Linked DNA regions of Homo sapiens: all the other regions are linked to region 3. A link is an interaction called in ENCODE POLR2A ChIA-PET data of the cell type or tissue named here. Cell type or tissue: PC-9. All regions are shown on one strand.

Evidence for each region. ChIA-PET counts read pairs that join two places held together with the same protein. Peaks named below come from ENCODE experiments on the same cell type or tissue, not always from the same donor. Only the 100,000 strongest peaks of a DNase experiment are listed, where the experiment ranks them.
Region 1: POLR2A ChIA-PET joins it to region 3 with 8 read pairs; 1 of 35 experiments calls an interaction of 5 or more read pairs at or near these places.
Region 2: POLR2A ChIA-PET joins it to region 3 with 8 read pairs; 4 of 35 experiments call an interaction of 5 or more read pairs at or near these places.

What each region holds. Positions count from the first base shown.
Region 1 is chr7:73,462,604-73,467,603 of GRCh38, reverse strand. It overlaps BAZ1B (bromodomain adjacent to zinc finger domain 1B), which reads left to right. Exons shown (of 20, transcript NM_032408.4): 10 at 1,203-1,308; 11 at 2,067-2,165; 12 at 4,505-4,682. Among named protein-coding and RNA genes, the nearest start is that of FZD9, 31 kb to the right of the region's middle. In PC-9, no CTCF peak of the experiment used is centred here; a DNase peak (open chromatin) is centred at 323; H3K27ac peaks cover 939 bases.
Region 2 is chr7:74,197,315-74,202,314 of GRCh38, reverse strand. No RefSeq gene overlaps it. Among named protein-coding and RNA genes, the nearest start is that of MIR590, 8.6 kb to the right of the region's middle. In PC-9, no CTCF peak of the experiment used is centred here; a DNase peak (open chromatin) is centred at 2,144; H3K27ac peaks cover 1,269 bases.
Region 3 is chr7:73,728,927-73,733,926 of GRCh38, reverse strand. It overlaps the pseudogene RN7SL265P. Among named protein-coding and RNA genes, the nearest start is that of ABHD11, 7.4 kb to the left of the region's middle. In PC-9, no CTCF peak of the experiment used is centred here; a DNase peak (open chromatin) is centred at 2,106.

The DNA of each region.
Region 1 (5,000 bases), 270 kb after region 3:
AGCTCAAGAGTTAAAAGACCAGCCTGGCCAACATGGCGAAACCCCGTCTCTACAAAAAACACAAAAATTAGCCGGGTGTGGTGGCGGGCACCTGTAATCCCAGCTACTTGGCAGGCTGAGGCAAGAGAATTGTTTAAGCCCAGGAGGCAGGGGTTGCAGTGAGCCAAGATTGCGCCACTGCACTGCAGCCTGGGTGACAGAGCAACATTCTGTCTCAAAAAATTAAAAAAAATAAATAAATTACCCAATTGAAAAGACTAAACAAAGTTATGTGTTAGTATTGCAGAGATGTTTCAGGTTAAAGTGGGGAGAATGGGAAAGAGAAGATAAACAATCATAGTATGAGGTAAGGCTTCAAATATTGTGGTGACTGGCCGGGCGTGGTAGCTCACACCTGTAATCCCAGCACTTGGGAGGCCAAGGCGGGCGGATCACCTGAGGTCAGGAGTTGGAGACCAGCCTGGCCAACATGGTGAAACCCCATCTCTACTAAAAATAGAAAAATTAGCCAGGTGTGTTGGTGTGTGCCTGTAATCCCAGCCACTCGGGAGTCTGAGGCAGGGAGAATTGCATGAACCTGGGAGGCAGAGGTTTCAGTGAGCTGAGATTGTACCACTGCACTCCAGCCTGGGCGACAGAGCGAGACTCTATCTCAAAAAACAAAACGAAACAAAACAAAAAACCAAATATTGTGATGATCTAAGATAGGCTTTGATAAATTGGCTCAAGATATATCTATGTTAAAGTCACGTATCAGTATATAGGAACTGATTTACAAAAAAGTTAGTTGTATTATTTGACACTTGAAGCCTCCAAGGATAAGTCTATAGTATTTATATGTTCTCATTACCTCTGCTTCACTACAGATGCCTTTGCTCTTAACATCATGTAAAAGGAGTAAATTCTTTATTTTGCTTTGATATAAAGATATTTAGTCATTCTTCATTCTAAGTTGCAGTACCCCTAAACTTTGGAACTGTGTAACGATTCCACTTCAGAGAGCAAATATCTGAGATAACATGCTGTGTTTAAGATATTTAAGAGAAATTAGCATCTTTTATACATGAAGATATATTTGATATATTTCACAGGAAGTATCTGTGTTGTTACAAATTGTTGAGTTTGGCACTGTGTACTGCTTAGATTTGAAACTAGCAATTGGGTATTTACTAAAGTCAACCTAATGTCTCAATTTTTCTTAGGTAAGAAAGCAAACTTAGGTAAAAATGCAAGCATGAACACACAACATGGAACAGCAACAGAAGTTGCTGTAGAGACAACCACACCCAAACAAGGACAGAACCTATGGTAATGTGAGCATTCATCTGGTTGCTCTTTCTTTTTCCTTTTAATTGTTAAGGAAGAAAGTATTTAGTATAGTGATGCCAGTGAGTTAATAATTATTTGCGCAGGATACTTTGTGTGACTGATATTTTGGATATCAAAACTTCTTGCATTAGCAGACCTGATTTTTTGTTAAGAAGATACTTGTTTTTTTAAGGGTTGGAATTTTGATTTTTTCCCCCCTGTAATATAACTTTGTATATTATGTGATAGATCTTATATAGCAGTAGAAATGTAGCTTAAATTTGGTTGGGAATAGAAGTATTTAAGATTTTCCTTAAATTTTATTAATTAACAAATTGTATGCATAGCTATTCGTTTCCTTTATGCGCATTTCTGCTTTTAGGCAGCGAGCTAGGTTTTAGAGGATCCATTCTACGGCTTTAACTGTGATCACCTGTGATTTAATGACCTTTCATTTTTGAATTTTGGGTATAGGTTTACTCTCTGGAGGGAAAGGGACAAGTATGCCAATTAACTTTATAAAATTTCATATAATATTTTAATAGGAACCATATTGGCTCTGGTGTCCTAGTACAGAATTAACATTAGGCATCATGAAAATAGTAAATTACTTATTCTACTTCTAGATAGTAGATTGTGAACACATTTGGAATTCTGTTCTCCCAAGTCCCACCACCAACTCTAGATCCCTTGCTTAGTGTTTGATTTTGAATTTTTTTTTTTTTTTCAGAGTTATCAGGTCTCTTTTGCCCCTACAGGTTTTTATGTGATAGTCAAAAGGAGCTGGATGAGTTGCTAAACTGTCTTCACCCTCAGGGAATAAGAGAAAGTCAACTTAAAGAGAGACTAGAGAAGAGGTAAGAGGTTTTCATCTTACTCCTCACATCTTACTTCTCTTTAGCATTGGATATAAATATCTGAGGGTTTTTTTTCTTATCCATTTAAGTTACTAAAGTAAAATATTTTAAATGTGTAACCGTTTTGTGTTCATATTGCCTGGTATTTTCTTGGCATATTATGCTTATTGGAAAAATATACCTTTGGCCATCTATATATAGAGTAGCAGGATTATTATGCACTAAAGAACAGTTGCCAGCACCAAGCTGTGAGCCTCATGGTTGTCAGACAGCTTTGCAGATGGAGGCCCAGATGGGTGGGTGTCCAGAAGTATTCTATCAATATTCAGAAGAGCCAAAAGGTGGAAACAACGGCAATGACTATCAACTGATGGAACGGATAAATAAAAGTTAGTATATATCCAGGCCTTGTGCGGTGGCTCACACCTGTAATCCCGGCACTTTGAGAGGTAAAGGCAGGCCAGTGTCTTGCATCCAGGAGTTTTGAGACCAGCCTGGGCAACATAGGGAAACTCCGTTTCTGAAAAAAAAAAACAAAACAAAAATTATCTTGGGTGTGGTGGTTTGTGTATGTAGTCTTAGCTACTTGGGAGGCTGAGCTGAGTTGATCACTTGAGCCCAGGAGGCGGAGGTTGCATTGAGCCAAGATCATGCCCCTGCACTCTGGCCTGGGTGAGAGAGCGAGATGCTGTCTCATACAAAATGAAACAAAAAACCCCCAAAATTTAGTATATTCAAATAGTGGAATATTATTTAGCCACAAAAAGAAATGAAGTACTGTTCTGTGCTACAACATGAATGAACCTAGAAAACATGCTAAGCAAAAGAAGTCAGACATCAAAGGCCATGTGGTGTATGATTCCATTCAAATGAAACATCTTAGAATAGGCAAATCTATTTCAAACAGAAAGTGGATTAGTGGTTGCCAGAGGATAGGGGAAGGGGAGAATAGGAGTGATGATTGCTAACAGGTAAGAGATTCCTGCTTGGGGTGATGAAAATGTTTTGGAATTACATGTGTGGTTCTACAACAAAAAACTGAAGTACATGCTTCAAGTTGGTGAATTTCATGTCATATGAATTAAAAAGAATCAAAAAACCCTGTTCTGTCTACAAAGTAGCATCAAATTTGCGACTGCCATATTTGTTGTAGACATTATTTCTATCAAAGCCAGGACAAGATTTTGGCTTAATGCCTCCTCTCATTGCTGACTCTGTGCTCAATTTCACGGTTGAATTTAGGTTTGATGGAAGAGAGAAGGAAAATATGATTCAGTACATACTCTACACCATTGCCAGACTTTTGCGAAGGACAATAGGTACATTATATTGATGTTAGCCCACTGCTTAATGTGTAAATTAAGTAAAACTGTATTCAGAATTGTGTTGTCTGAATACAGATGTGTCTAGGCAAATTAAGAAAGACAGAGGAGGGCCGGCCGCGGTGGCTCACGCCTGTAATCCCAGCATTTTGGGAGGCAGAGGCAGGCGGATCACAAGGTCAGGAGTTCGAGACCAGCCTGGCCAACATGGCAAAATCCTGTCTCTACTAAAAGTACAAAAATTAGCCAGGCATGGTGGCGGGTGCCTGTAGTCCCAGCTACTAGGTAGGCTGAGGCAGGAGAATTGCTTGAACCCGGGAGGTGGAGGTTGCAGTGAGCCAAGATCGCACCACTGCACTCCAGTCTGGGCAACAGAGCGACATTCCATCTCAAAAACAACAAAAAAAAAAAGACAAAGGAAAATGTCGGTATACAGAGCCACAAAGAAATATAGTTCTATGATGTTCCTTCTCTTTGGGCAGAGCATTTGATAGCTATGTGTGTTGAATTGAAAAGACCTGTTTTGTTCACTAAATATGAAGATCGAATCCTTCCATTAAAAGCTTAGAAGTGGCTGGGTGTGGTGGTGCACACCTGTAATCCTAGCAGTTTGGGAGGCCTAGGGGAGAGGATCGCTTGAATTGAAATCAGGAGTTTGAGACCAGCCTGGGCAACATAGCAAGACCCCATCCCTACAAAAAATTAAAAATATAGCCAGGTGTGGAGGGGTATTCCTGTAGTCCCAGCTGTAGGCTCAGGTTGGAGGATTGCATGAGTCCAGAAGTTTGAAGGTGCAGTGAGCTGTGATGGCACCTTTGCACTCCAGCCTGTGTGACAGAGCAAGACCCTGTCTCGGGGGAAAAAAAAAAAAAAAAAAGAAAAAAGAAAAAACACCAGGGAGAGGTGAAAGAGATCTAAGTAAGTTTTCTAGAAATAAAACATGTTAAGTAATTGAAATTTGAAGAACATCTTCAAAAGTTTGTTTCTTTCCCCATTCTCTTGTCCCAAATCTTCTAGGTACCAGGACATTATTCACTCTATTCATCTAGCACGGAAGCCAAATTTGGGTCTAAAATCTTGTGATGGCAACCAGGAGCTTTTAAACTTCCTTCGTAGTGATCTCATTGAAGTTGCAACAAGGTTACAAAAAGGAGGACTTGGATATGTGGAAGAAACATCAGAATTTGAAGCCCGGGTAGGAATATAAGAAAATCCCCCTTAGATTACTCATGGCAACTCAATCTGAAGTTCTTCCCTGGTGCTGTTCTTGACTTCCCAACATGACCCTCCTGGAAATCAGATGTTTGGATTTGTCTTGGAAGACATGTATGGAACCAAAAATACCTTATGTATATGTATTTTTTCCTTGTTATCTTTTGCTGCTATCCAGAAAAACTTAGTAATTGGCTTACAACCTTGGTATGAAAAGAGCTTCACTACTAAGGTGAATGAAAACTGGTTGTAGAGGCTCCAGTCGTATAGCATCATTTAACATCTTTACCTTGCGATGCCT
Region 2 (5,000 bases), 470 kb before region 3:
GAAAAGAAAACAAAGCAAACACAAACATCGCATGTTCTCACTTATTTGTGGGATCTAAAAGTCAAAATAAGTGAACTCATGGACTTAAGAGACTAGGAGGGGCCGGGCGCGGTGGCTCACGCCTGTAATCCCAGCACTTTGGGAGGCCGAGGCGGGAGGATCATGAGGTCAGGAGATCGAGACCATCCTGGCTAACAAGGTGAAACCCCGTCTCTACTAAAAATACAAAAAATTAGCCGGGCGCGGTGGCGGGCGCCTGTAGTCCCAGCTACTCGGGAGGCTGAGGCAGGAGAATGGCGTGAACCCGGGAAGCGGAGCTTGCAGTGAGCCGAGATTGCGCCACTGCAGTCCGCAATCCGGCCTGGGCGACAGAGCGAGACTCCGTCTCAAAAAAAAAAAAAAAAAAGAGACTAGAAGGATGGTTACCGGAGGCTGGTAGTAGAGGCTTGTGGGGGGAGGTGGGGATAGTTAATGGGTACAAAAAAAAGTAGAGCCGGCCGGGTGCGGTGGCTCAAGCCTGTAATCCCAGCACTTTGGGCGGCTGAGGTGGGTGGATCACGAGGTCAGGAGTTTGAGATCAGCCTGGCCAACATAGTGAAACCCTGTCTCTACTAAAAATACCAAAATTAGCCGGGCATGGTGGCGCGCGCCTGTAGTCCCAGCTACTCGGGAGACTGAGGCAGGAGAATCGCTTGTACCCGGAAGGTGGAGGTTGTGGTGAGCCGAGATGGCGCCACTGCACTCCTGCCTGGGCAACAAGATCCAAACTCTGTCTCAAAAAAAAAAAAAAAAAAAAAAAGTAGAATGGGCTGGTGGTGGCTCACGTCTACAATCCCGGCACTTTGGGAGGGGGAGGCGGGTGGATCACCTGAGGTCAGGAGTTTGAGACCAGCCTGGCCAACATGGCGAAACCCCATCTCTACTAAAAACACACAAAAAATTAGCCTGGTGTGATGGCACGCACCTGTAGTCCCAGCTACTCACGAGGCTGAGGCAGGAGAATCATTTGAACTCGGGAGGTGGAGACTGCAGTGACCTGAGATGGCGCCACTGCACTCCAGCCTGGGCAACAAGATCGAAACTCTGTCTCAAAAAAAAAAAAAAAAAAAAAAAAAAAAAAAAAAAAAAGAATGAATAAGTGAATAAGACCTACTATTTCATAGCACAACAGGGTGACTATAGTCAATCATATCTTAATTGTATATTTTAAAAATAACTTAATGTAATCGGATTGTTTGTAACTCAAAGGATAAATGCCTGGGGGGATGGATGCCCGTTCTCCATAATGAGCTTATTTCATATTACATGCCTGTATCAAAACATTACATGTAGCCCATAAATATATACATCTACTATGCACACACACACACACACACAATTTTTTTTTTAGACAGTGTCAGCTCTGGAGTGCTATGGCACGATCTCATTTCACCACAACCTCCACTTCCCAGGTTCAAGCGATTCCCCTGCCTCAGCCTCCTGAGTAGCTGGGATTACAGGCGCTACAGGCGCCTGCCACCACGCCCAGCTAATTTTTGTATTTTTAGTAGAGATGAGGTTTCACCACGTTGGGAAGGCTGGTCTCAAACTCCTGACCTCAAGTGATCCACTCACCTTGGCAAAGTGCTGTGACAGGCATGAGCCACCGTGCCTGGCCCCACAAAAATTTTTAAATTTTAATGTTTAAATTTAAAATTTTTTTATTTTTATTATTATTTTTTGAGACAGAGTCTCACTCTTGTTGCCCAGGCTGGAGTACAGTGGTGCAATCTTGGCTCACTGCATCCTCCACCTCCTGGGTTCAAGCGATTCTCCTGCTTCAGCCTCCCGAGTAGCTGGGATGACAGGCAGGAGCCACCACACCTGGCTAATTTTTGTATTTTTAGTTGAGACAGAGTTTCGCCATGTTGGCCAGGCTGGTCTCAAACTCCTGACCTCAGGTGATCTGCCTGCCTCGGCCTCCCAAAGTACTGGGATTACAGGGGTGAGCCACCACACCCAGGCCTGTTATATTGTATATATTTTATCACCGTTTTTTAAAAAAAATTTTATGCTAGGCCCAGGCTGGTCTTAAACTCCTGACCTCAAGCCATCTCCCCACCTTGGCCTCCCAAAGTGCTGGGATTACAGGCGTGACCACGGTACCTAGCCTCATACATTCCTTAAAGCTGACTAAAGCTATCGTTTTTTTTTTTTGGAGACGGAATCTCACTCAGGCTGGGGTGTAGTGGTGGAATCTCAGCTTACCGCAACCTCCACCTCCTGGGTTCAAGTGATTCTCCTGCCTCAGCCTCCCTAGTAGCTGGAACTGTGAGCCACCATGCCCGGCTAATTTTTGTGTTTTTAGCAGAGATGGGGTTTTGTCATGTTGGCCAGGCTGGTCTCAAACTGCTGACCTTAAGTGATCCATCCGCCTCAGCCTCCCAAAGCGCTGGGATTATAGGCATGAGTCACCTCGCCAAGCCTCTGGTGAGCATATTCTTAACTTCAGAGTATAATGCATGAGAAAGACTTCTACCGATTCCAAGGAATCTAGGTGCAATTTAAAGAATTTCTGGGCTACCTGAAACCCTCCTCTGACACCCCCGCCATCCCAATCTCGTTTAGAAGGACAAGCTCAGCCGCTTACCTCGTCTCCCACGGTGAAGGAAAGAACAGGATATAGGTTATCTGCAGTGTCCAAACCGAGTACCGAAGAACCTGCCGCAGTGAAATAGTGTGCTTTGATTTGTATATTCAGTATTTTACAGAGTTACAGGGTGTTTACAGATGGGGAACAGTAGGTTATAATTTTAAGTACATAGTATTCATTATTTTTCTTTCATGACCAAAACATGCAAAGGGAAGACTTGTTTTTTTTTTTTAGACTGAGTCTTGCTCTGTCGCCCAGGCTGGAGTGCAGTGGCGCGATCTCGGCTCACTGCAAGCTCCCCCTCGGGTTCACGCGATTCTCCTGCCTCAGCCTCCCGAGTAGCTGAGACTACAGGTGCGTGTGCCACCACGCCAGGATAATTTTTGTATTTTTAGTAGAGATGGAGTTTCACCATGTTGGCCAGGATGGTCTTGATCTCCTGACCTCGTGATCGGCCCACCTCAGCCTCCCAAAGTGCTGGGATTACAAGCGTGAGCCACCGAGCCCAGTCTAGGAAAACCCTTAAGACTGGAAGTGTTCATGAGTCTGTCAACCTCACAAATGAGAAAGTGACTTAAAACATCTCAGCATTGGCCTGGCGTGGTAGCTCATGCTTGTAATCCTAGCACTTTCGGAGGCCAAGGTGGGAAGATCTCTTGAGCTTAGGAGTTTGAGAAGAGTCTGGGCAACATGGTGAAACCTCTACAAAAATTGAAATAGGCCAGGTGCAGTGGCTCACGCCTGTAATCCCAGCCCTTTGGAGGCCAAGGTGGGTGGATCCACCTGAGGTCAGGAGTTTGAGACCAGCCTGCCCAACATGGTGAAACCCCATCTCTACTAAAAACACAAAAATTAGCTGGGCGTGGTGGCATGTGCCTATAATCCCTGCTACTAGGGAGGCTGAGGTGGGAGGATCGCTGGAACCCAAGAGGCGGAGGTTGCAGTGAGCTGAGATTACACCATTGCACTCCACCCTGGGTGGCAGAGCATGACTCTGTCTCAAAGAAAAATAAATACAAAATAAAATAAAATCTTAAAACATCCAGCCAGGCGCAGTGGCTCATGCCTGTAATCCCAGCACTTTGGGAGGCAGAGGCAGGTGGATTACCTGAGGTCAGGAGTTCGAGATCAGCCTGGGCAACACGGTGAAAACCTGTCTCTACTAAAAATGCAAAATTAGCCGCGCGTGGTGGCCCATGCCTATAATCACAGCTACTCAGGAGGCTGAGGCAGGAGAATCGCTTGAACCTGGGAGGTGGAGGATACAGTAAGCCGAGATCGTGCCATTGCATTCCAGCCTGGGCAACAAGAGTAAATCTCCATCTCACCAAAAAAAAAAAAAAAAAAAAAAAAAACAAAAACCAAAAAAACAAAACATCCAGATGTGGCCAGGGTCTGACTTCAGAGAAGCCCAGTGAGCCTGGCCCCAGTGACCAGCTCCCTGGGAAGTCTTCCTTCAGGTTTTAGGCCGTTTCACCACCCTAAAGGCAAGGTCAACCCGTGTTCTAGGTTAATCAGCTCTTCTTGTTCTAGACTTAATCTCTGTTAAGTAATGTCCTTCATTGAGAAAACCAGGCTATTCCCTAGAAATCACCAACTAAAAATAGATGTCAGGGCCAGGCATGGTGGCTTGTGCCTATAATCCCAGCAATTTGGGAGACTGAGGTGGGTGGATCACTTGAGGTCAGGAGTTTGAGACCAGCCTAGTCAACATGGTGAAACCCCATCTCTACTATACAAAAATTAGCTAGGCATGGTGGTGGGTGCCTGTAGTCCCTGATACTTGGGAGGCTGACAAGAGGATCATTTGAACCCGTGAGGCGGAGGCTGCAGTGAGCCGAGATCACGCCACTGCACTCCTGTCTGGGTGACAGAGGGAGACCCTGTCTCTGAAACACCGGTCCTCTCTACCACCTACTCTTGGGTAGAAAGTAGTTGAAGCAAAAGAGTTACTCTAGGCTCCCACCTGAACAGCCCTTGCCTGCCTTACTAAAATTTAGTCGTGGTCCGGGGTCCTCCATCACCAGACAATGCTCCTACCTCAAGGTAGGCAAGGTCTGCCTTGGCCAGGCCCTTCCAAAGTCAGCCAGGACTTTGCCAAACACGCATTCATGCCCCGCACCTTGCCCACTCAGCTCTTCTTTGTCTGCCTAAGTCAATTTTAACACTATCCAATACCAACCTATAGCAGCACCTCCCCAGAGTCAGGATCTGCTGTCAGGAAGCAGCAGCCCTCCCAGCCATGAGGGGCACCTAGAATTTCGTTTACAAGCAGTTGTTAAAAGAAGCCACATGTTGTGTAAATGCTTGATTTCTTCCATCTTGGGAAAAAAATGTTCCTTTACCTAACCAAAAACAGCCAGACTTT
Region 3 (5,000 bases):
ACGATCACGGCTCACTGCAAGCTCTGCCTCCCAGGTTAAAGCCATTCATCTGCCTCAGCCTCCCGAGTAGCTGGGACTACAGGCGCCCGCCACCACGCCCGGCTAATTTTTTGTATTTCTAGTAGAGACAGGGTTTCGCCACGTTAGCCAGGATGGTCTCGATCTCCTGACCTTGTGATCCGCCCGCCTTGGCCTCCCAAAGTGCTGGGATTACAGGCATGAGCCACTGCGCCCAGCCACATTTGTGTGTGTGTGTGTGTGTGTTTTGAGATGGACTCTTGCTCTGTCACCCAGGCTGGAGTGCAGTGAGATCTCAGCTCCTTGCAACCTCCACCTCCTAGTTCAAACGATTCTTCTGCCTCAGCCTCCCAAGTAGCTGGGACTACAGGTGCATGCCACCACATCCGGGTAATTTTGGTATTTTTTTTAGTAGAGATGGGGTTTCACCATGTTGGCCAGGCTGGTCTCAAACTCCTGACCTCAAGTGATCTGCCTGCCTCGAACTCCCAAAGTGCTGGGATTACAAGTGTGACCCACATGCCCAGCCCACATTTTTTGTTCTTAGACTCAATGTGTCGCCCAGGCTGAAGTGCAGTGGCACAGTCATAGCTCACTGCAGCCTCAAACTCCTGGGCTCAATGGATCCTCCCTCCTCAGTCTTCGAAGTAGCTGGTACTAAAGGCATTCACCACCATGCCCAGCAAATGTTTTTAAAATGTTTTGTAGACATGAGGTCTCTCTGTGGTGCCCAGGCTGGTCTTGAACTCCTGACTTCCAGTGTCAGCCTCCCAACGCACCCCGCCCTCCTAACATCTTCAATACTACCTCTAATATTCCCAGCGTTCTGATCCAAGAGCATGGGTAGGTCTGCTGTGCCCCCAGGGGTCTCAGTACCCCCCACCTCCCTTGAGGTGACCACCACCTCCACAAGTACCCGGAGTATACCAGCAACATATTCATAAATGTGTAAAAAGAAATCTCCATTTCAGCAAAGGTCTTGTCAGCAAAGTTGCATATTAGGGATTAGGTCTTCAACCCAGCTCCAAACAGTAAATGTCACCAGGTGCAGTGTCTGTAGTCCCAGCTACTTGGGAGGCTGAGGCAGGAGGATCGCTGGAGTCCAGGAGTTCCGGGTTGTAGTGCAGTATGCCTGTAGTGCAGATAGCTATACTTGCACTAAGTTCACCACCAATTTGGTGACCTCTCAGGAGCAGGGGATTACCAAGCTGCCTAAAGAGAGGTGCACCAGCCCAGCTCAGAAACAGAGGGGTCAAAACTCCTTTGCTGATCAGTAGTGGGATCTTGCCTGTGAATAGCCACTGCACTTCAGCCTGGGCAACATAGCAAGACCCATCTCTAAAATACATAAATAGGCAGGGCACAGTGACTCATGCTTGTAATCCTAGCACTTTTGGGAGGCCGAGGTGGGCAATCATGAGGTCAGGAGTTTCAGACCAGCCTGGCCAACATAGTGAAACCTGTCTCTACTAAAAATACAAAAAAATTAGCCAGGCATGGTGGTGGGTGCCTGCAATCCCAGCTACTGAGGAAGCTGAGGCAGAAGAATCACTTGAACCCGGGAGATGGAGGTTGCAGTGAGCTGAGATCATGCCACTGCACTCCAGCCTAGGCGGCAGAGGAAGACTCTGTCTCAAAACAACAACAACAAAAACAAATTTAAAACAGCTCTCCAATGTCCAAAAAATTTAACCTTTAAGGTGAAAAAAAAAAAAAAACTGTCCGGGCGCTGTGGCTCACACCTGTAATCCCAGCACTTTGGGAGGCCACAGTGGGCAGATCACGAGGTCAGGAGTTCAAGACCATGGCCAACATGGTGAAACCCCGTCTCTACTAAAAATACAAAAATTAGCTGGGCGTGATGGTGTGGGTCTGTAATCCCAGCTACACAGTAGGCTGAGGCAGGAGAATCGCTTGAACCCAGGACCCAGGAAGCGGAGGTTGCAGTGAGCTGAGATTGCACCACTGCATTCCAGCCTGGGTGACAGAGCGAGACTCCATCTCAAAAAAAAAAAAAAAAAAAACTGGTAAGTTGTGAAACCCTGTACCTAGTTGTGACATCTGTATTCTCTCTCAATCTAGAACAATTTGCAGCCTTTGAGTTTCACGACCTTAATATTTTCGGAGATTACAGGGAAGTTATTTTGTAGACTGTCCTTCCATTTCGGTTTGTCCACTCCTTCCTGACGATGAGACCACCGTGACACATTCTGGACAGAAATACCACAAAAATGATGCTATGCTCTCACTGTAGCCAAATGTCCATTGGAGCCATGAATGGTAGTACCAACGTCCATCACTTCATTAAGATGCTTTTTTTGGCTGGGTGCGGTGGTTCACGCCTGTAATCCCAACACTATGGAAGGCCGAGGCAGGCTGATCACGAGGTCAGGAGTTCGAGACCAGCCTGGCCAACATAGTGAAACCCCATCTCTACTAAAAATACAAAAAATCGGCCTGGCGCGGTGGCTCACACCTGTAACCCCAGCGCTTTGGGAGGCCGAGATGGGCAGATCACTTGAGGCCAAGAGTCCGAGACCAGCCTGGCCAACACAGTAAAACCCCATCTCAACTACAAATTTAAAAAAGTAGCCGGACATGGTGGCGCGTGCCTGTAATCCCAGCTACTCAGGTGCCTGAGGCAAGAAAATCGCTTGAACCCGGGAGGCAGAGGTTGCAGTGAGCAGAGATCGCGCCACCACTGCACTCCAGCCTGGGCAAGAGAGTGAGACTGTCTCAAAAAAAAAAAAAAGATAAATACAAAAAATTAGTCGGGCATGATGGCAGGTGCCTGTAATCCCAGCTACTCAGGAGGCCGAGGCAGGAGAATCGCTTGAACCCAGGAGGCGGAGGTTGCAGTGAGCCGAGATTGCACCACTGCACTCCAGCCTGGGTGACAGAGAGAGACTCTAGCTCAAAAAACAAAAAAACAAAAACAAAAAAAACAAAGCAAGACCAAACCATGCTTTTTTTTTCTTTTCTTTTTTTGAGACAGGGTCTCACTGTGTCACCCAGGCTGGAGTGCAGTGGCACAATCATAGCTCACAGCAGCCTTGACCTCCCAGGCTCAAGCGATCCTCCCTCCTCAGCATCCCAAGTAACTGGGACTACAGTCATGAGCCACCATGACAGGCTTTTTCCTGTCATTTATTTTGATGCTCAAATTGTCCCAGATTTGATCAGTGGATGCCCCTTGCTGACCTCTTGTCATTTTGACAAGCCCCGTTGTTCTTTAATCACTTCCTTTCTTTCTGGCTCAGCAAGATATTTCAGGCTTATCTTGTTTCTCCCTGTCCCGGCCCTGAATTCTCCATTTCTTCAAGAATACTTGGTTTCTTTGTAAGGAGGAATGGTATTTAGAAACCAGGATCTCCATGGTAGGCACATTCAATGCAATTAGGGTCATTCTACACCAGGGTCCACTCAGTGGACACACATTTATACACACACATAAACATACATATTTACATCTGTTTATTTTATCTGTCTACATAAACTGGGGAAAAATAGTTTATATTTACACCTTAAATTCCAGTCTAAAAGCACAAGTTTCATCCTTGCCTTTTTTTTTTTTTTTTTTTTTGGCGACGATGTCTTGCTATTTTGCCCAGGCTGGAGTGCAATGGTGCAATCTCAGCTCACTGCAACCTCCATCTCCTGGGTTCAAGCGATTCTCCTGCCTCAGCCTCCTGAGTAGCTGGGATTACAGGCGTGCACCACCACACCCAGCTAATTTTTGTACTTTTAGTAGAGATGGGGTTTCACCATGTTGGTCAGGCTGGTCTGAAACTCTTGACCCCATATACTATATTTTTTTTTCTTTTTTTTTTTTTGAGATGGAGTCTCACTCTGTTGCCCAGGCTGGAGTGCAGTGGCACAGTCTTGGCTCACTGCAAGATCCGCCTCCCGGGTTCACGCCATTCTCCTGCCTCAGCCCCCGAGTAGCTGGGACTACAGGCGCCCACCACCACGCCCAGCTAATTTTTGTATTTTTAATAGAGATGGGGTTTCACTTTGTTAGCCAGGATGGTCTCGACCTCCTGACCTCGTGATCCACCCATCTTGGCCTCCCAAAGTGCTGGGATTACAGGTGTGAGCCACCGCACCCGGACTATATATATATATATATTTTTTTTTAAGACAGGGTCTCACTCTGTTTCCCAGGCTGGAGTGCAGTGGTGTAATCATGGCTCACTGCAGCCTCAATCTCCTGGACTCCAGCCATCCTCCCACCTCAGCCTCCTGAGTAGCTGGGACTACAGGCACTCGCCACCATACCAATTTTTTTTTCTTTTTTTTTTTGAGACAGAATCTTACTCTGTCACCCAGGCCAGATCAGTGGCAAGATCTCAGCTCACTGCAACCTCTGCCTCCAGGTTCAAGTGATTCTCATGCCTCAGCCTCCCGAGTAGCTGGGATTACAGGCACGCACCACCACGCCTAGCTAATTTTTGTATTTTTAGTAGAGATGGGATTTTGCCATGTTCGCCAGGCTGGTCTTGAACTCCCAACCTCAAGTGATCTGCCCACCTCAGCCTCCAAAAGTGTTTTAAGATTACAGGCATGAGCCACCAAGCCTGACCTAATTTTTTTTTTTTTTTTTTTGTAGAGACAGGGTCTTGCTATAGTGCCCAGGGTGGTCTCAAACTCCTGGGCTCAAGCGATCCTCCTGCCTTCGCCTCCCAAAGTGCTGGGATTACAGGTGAAAGCCACCGTGCCCAGGTCCCTTTCCTTTTTTTTTTTTTTTTTTCAAGACAGGGTCTTGCTCTGTTGCCCAGGCAGGAGTGCAGTGGCACAATCTCAGCTCACTGCAACCTCCTCCTCCCAGGTTCAAGCGATTCTAACCCCTTAGCCTCCCAAGTAGCTGGGATTACAGGCGGGCACCACCACGCCCAGCTAATTTTTGTATTTTTAGTAGAGACAACGTTTCACCATGTTGTCCAGGTTGGTCACGAACTCCTGAGCTCAGGTAATCTGCTACC